Regions from separate parts of the Homo sapiens genome. Here region 1 is linked to region 2. Evidence: read pairs that join two places in POLR2A ChIA-PET (ENCODE). Cell type or tissue: OCI-LY7. All regions are shown on one strand. Region 1 overlaps ZNF608 (zinc finger protein 608). Region 2 has its middle 140 kb from the start of LINC01170.

Region 1 (2,500 bases), 60 kb before region 2:
TGGGCGTGGTGGTGTGCGTCTGTAATTCCAGCTACTAGGGAGGCTGAGGCATGAGAATTGCTGGAACCCAGGAGGTGGAGGTTGCAGTAAGCTGAGATTGCACCATTGCATTCCAGCCTAGGTGATGGAGTGAGACTCTGTCTCAAAACTAAAAAAAAAAAAAACTGTTGGCCGGGTGTGGTGGCTTATGCCTGTAATCCCAGCACTTTGGGAGGCCGAGGTGGGCAGATCACCTGAGGTCAGGAGCTTGAGACCAGTCTGACCAACATGGAGAAACCCCCTCTCTACTAAAAACATAAAATTAGCCAGGCATGGTGGCACATGCCTATAATCCCAGCTACTCGGGAGGCTGAGGCAGGAGAATCACTTGAACCCAGGAGGCAGAGGTTGCGGTGAGCCGAGATTGAGCCATGGCACTCTAGCCTGGGCAACAAGAGCAAAACTCCGACTCAAAAAACAAACAAACAAAATGTTGATAGAACCGTGTGCTAAGGTTTGCTTTTCTTTTGCAGAGAATAACAAGATTGGACATGTACATTGTCATGTGACTGGATCACATGGGGAAGCGCTTTATACAGACATCAGTTCCATGGTGTTAATTTGAAATGCCTTAATGGCAGGCAAAAACCAGTCATTTCATTTTTGTAAATTACAGATTTTATCACAGAGTAACAAATGTTGCTGTAATTAAACTTCTGTTTTATATATATATACGTATACATATCTGTATATATACATATATATATATATAAATATAAATATATTCTTTACTTTTTGTATCAGTAACCAGGCTCGCACACACAGGGTCTGCTGCCACGTCGCAAACCACTCAGTAAAGGAAATTAAAAATGTATTTGTCATGTTAAAAAGTGTTAGCCACAAAAGGCTACTTACTTTCTTTTCCTTTTCCTTTAAAATTGTAAATAAATAATGTTATGTATCAGTGTGCCTGAACCTTGCATATCCTTCACATATTTCCCATAAGCCCCTCAGAAAGGCTAACTGTGATGATGACACTTTGGTACAATTTAGATGTCTATTTGGTGGCTCCTGTTAAAGACGCACCAGTGTAAAATGTTCCTGTAGTCACTGTTTGTACTTGTGTATTGTGGAAAAAGTACTTTTGGAAGGCATGGGGTTGCCAGTACCACAAAAACTGTGTTGTATATAATGTAAAGATTAAAATGGGGAAATAATGAGCATCTGTGAATAATGAGGTGTCATTTTTTGATAATCTTGAATGGCAAATAACCCAATAGCCTGCGTACCAGAGACATCTGTGATTGTTCTATTACTTGAATAGTTCTACAGTCTTTTTTTTTTTTTAATGTTTACAATTATCCAGTTTTAGAAGAGAGAGACTTTAACGCCATTGCCTGGTTACTTGTTTTATGCTGTAATCTAGTTTATTTTATGTAAAATGTATATTGAATGCTTTCCTTTTTTATACCTGCCTTAAATAATTTGGCAATCAGAATTAAAAAGTTTTTTTTTTTTTAAATAATGGCTTCTTGTCTGTCTCATGTTATTTTCTACCTGGCTGATAGTCATTCTAATTTTCAAAGAAGGGTTTCTTAATATTATTAATATCCAATGCATAAGATACAGTAAACAGATATTAACTTTTCTTATAGGATACATAGGTATAACAACCAAATAGTGTGTTTAATTCGGTGAATGTATTCCCATTTACAGGGTATTTACCCTAAACATGGAGCACGATATCACTAGAAATTAGTAGATACAGGTTTCTATGGTATGGAATGATACTTCAAAGATGCAAATGTTATGACATGTGGATAACAGGAAAAATATGTAAAAAGTCATTTAGTCAGTTAGCTGTCATTACATTGATTTACTAGAATATTTTATGCCAAATTTTAACTGCCTCTTCTCTCCCTTCTTTGCTTGGAACAAACACTTACTGAGTGCCTGCTTTATCCCAAGCACTGCACTGGGTTCTGGCATATTGCAGTAAACAAAGCAGACACAAATTCCTGTCTTCATGGAGCTTTCATTTTTTGGTGGGTGGGATAAACATATCATAAAATATCTGAATAATATATAGAGCATGTTAGATGGTTGATAAATGCAATGAAGAGAAATGAAGCATGGGAGTGGGGCATAGTGAATATGTGCTGGAGTTTGTAACTGTAAACAGAGTGGCCACTAAAGAGATGGGGGGGATCCATGCAGACATCTGGGGGAACACCACTGCAGTGACATGGAAGAGCAAGTACCGAAGCCCCAAGGTGGGAGTGTGCTTTGTATGTTTGGACTGGTTGATTTCAGTGCTCCATTCCAGCTGTAAGTTTTTATTATTTTACTATAATTGCTAATGACAGTGCTACCACGTGGTTTACTAAAAAGTTCTTTAAGCTGACGGAATTTGTCTTGGTATAATTTGGTTAGTTCTACCTAGAGGCCTTTGCATCAGAAATGAATAGAATTTTGCAATCAAAAAGAAATGTTTCCCTTGATTTTGAAAGACCACCTTAGA
Region 2 (2,500 bases):
TAACCAGCTTTTCTTATATCCAAGTGGTAGTACTTCCACCCTCATCCAATTTTGAATTTTCAAATACGAATTGGTGAGTCTAGGGACTTCAGAGCATACCCTTGCTCCTATGTGGTAATGTCCTTAAATAACATAACTGCTGTTATTGTTTTTTTTTTGGTTTTTGTTTTTTGTTTTTTTTTTAGATGGAATCTCATTCTGTCACCCGGGCTGGAGTGCAATGGCACGATCTTGGCTCACTGCAACCTCTGCCTCCCGGGTTCAAGCAATTCTCCTTCCTCAGCCTCCCGAGTAGCTGAGATTACAGGCATGTGCCACCGTACCTGGCTAATTTTTGTATTTTTAGTGGAGACAGTGTTTCACTATGTTGGCCAGGCTGATCTCGAACTACTGACCTCAAGTGATCTGCCCGCCTCGGCCTCCCAAAATGCTGGGATTACAGGCATGAACCATTGTGCCAGGCCAACTGCTGTTATTATTATGTAATGCAGCTGACTTACGTTTCCATAGTTAAAGACAATAATTCCTTCTTGATAGAAATGGCTTATGAGACTGTTGAAAGAATGCTTAGTGCCAATTGGAAGATAAGAGGAGACCGAATTTCAAGTTGTGATTTGCAGAGAAGTGTGGTTGAAGCCATGTCTGTGCACTTGTGAGAAGCTAGAACATCTTCAGTACCAGCAGTGCCTTGATGATCTCCATCAAAGATTGGGAACCATTTAGGATTTCCCAGTACCAAGTGAAGTGTTCAGAAATGCTGACAGCAGACCAAGAGTCTTCCAAATGACATTACTCTTTTAGTTTCCATTTTAATTTAACACAGGTTTACTGAACTGCTTACCAAAATGAACAGTTACTCTTTGGGAAGGCTTCTGGGAGACATTGGGGTCCAAGAACTTTGCCTTTACGACTGGAAAGCAGCAGGTTTAATCATTTTAAACAAATATCATTCATTAAAATAAATAAGTATCATTTGTGAAAATATTTGTGTATTCTATTTTCCTTAAGAGAGCATGAATGGATTTATACACTTTGAATGGCTCCCAGTGGGTTTTGATACTTGAGAAAATCCACTTGGTCATTTGCTGATGTATAACATGTTTGCAAATGGGCAGTTTTTACATGCAGGCTGCCAAAACTACCCGTGGATAACAAAGAGCCCATGTCAAGAAGAGTTTGTTGCTTTCACACTCTGAACGGTCAGTTCTGAGGCACATGTGGGCAGGTCTATGCTATACTTACCACTTGTGTGCCCTAACCAAGAGTGTAGTGTAACCACTGTGTGGTTTGCCCTAAATATAGCCAAGTTCCTGTGATGTTTAAGAGACAATAACCTGCAGGGAATGCAAGCACTTTTCTTAGAAGTCAGTCACCCAAAGCCTCCAACCTAGAGCTCAAGGTGGGCTGAAAGTGGCAGAGTAACTTCCCCAATGCTCATTGCCTTCCCATAAAGAGGAAGGCCTTCAGAAGCCCAAAGTAATGACAAATTCAGGTGACATTTTTGGCCTTCTCTCCATGTCATTTTTATCGAGGCGTAGCATGCATACAGTAACCTGCACAAATCTTGAGTTTAGATGGATGAATTGATATCTGTCTCTCATGTGATTTGAAATAAAACTTAAGTGCAAGCTGTAAAACACAAGCTTTGCAAGTATTTTGAAATTAGAAGGATTTCTTTTTATATTTTCTGATTGCTAATTCTAGATAAATTAATTAAAGCTAAGCTTATCTCTCTTCCTCTCTGTGTATTTGCTTTTAGTGTCTTAAGCACCAGGCTGGTCTGACTCTGTTTAATATAGCCTTGCCTAAGAGCAAGAGAGGGAAGATTTTCTTCCCTTGGTGGTTCCAGACGGCGTGCTCTTGTACCCACAGGAGCTCAAAAGAGAAAATCAGGCTGAAAAACATCTCTGAAAATCTTGGCAATGTGTTTGAGGTGCTCTTTGGTAGTGCTTATTGGAAGCTAGAGGAATTGTGATTCTGGGTTTGAAGCAATCAATAAATCAAATGTAACATCTAAGGTAATTTTAGAGCATTCCCGGGGAAACATGGCTCATTCAGTTGCTCCTCTATCACTTAAAACAGAGTTCTTTGTCTTTGGGGTTGATGAGTAGGTATAAAAGCAAATCCAGAGCAAACTGTCAGATAAAGCAAACTCAATTCTTGTCCTATAATGACAAGGTCATGCACCACATAGAACTGCTTTTAGATTGGCTTTGAGTAAACTCAGATGAAGAAAAATTTGTATTAGAAAAAAAAGAGTGAGAAAAAAAAAACAAAAAACACCTCCCACCTCACCTGAGAATACAGAGGGATGAGAAGGCGTCCAGCTCTGGCAGGGACACTAGCAAATAGCTGTTTCCATAATGACTTCTTTACATTATTGAATACAATGGGAACTTTAAGGGCGACTGCAATAACAGTTTCTCATAAAAAATTAACAAAGAATTTATGGAAATGTAGGAAAAGTCCCAAAGCAATTAGCTTAGATTTCTCTAGAGTC

Evidence for each region. ChIA-PET counts read pairs that join two places held together with the same protein. Peaks named below come from ENCODE experiments on the same cell type or tissue, not always from the same donor. Only the 100,000 strongest peaks of a DNase experiment are listed, where the experiment ranks them.
Region 1: POLR2A ChIA-PET joins it to region 2 with 6 read pairs; 4 of 35 experiments call an interaction of 5 or more read pairs at or near these places.

The regions. Positions count from the first base shown.
Region 1 is chr5:124,635,919-124,638,418 of GRCh38, reverse strand. It overlaps ZNF608 (zinc finger protein 608), which reads left to right. Exons shown (of 10, transcript NM_020747.3): 10 at 513-1,504. The coding sequence ends at 519. Among named protein-coding and RNA genes, the nearest start is that of ZNF608, 110 kb to the left of the region's middle. In OCI-LY7, no CTCF peak of the experiment used is centred here; no DNase peak of the experiment used is centred here.
Region 2 is chr5:124,575,960-124,578,459 of GRCh38, reverse strand. No RefSeq gene overlaps it. Among named protein-coding and RNA genes, the nearest start is that of LINC01170, 140 kb to the right of the region's middle. In OCI-LY7, no CTCF peak of the experiment used is centred here; a DNase peak (open chromatin) is centred at 1,329.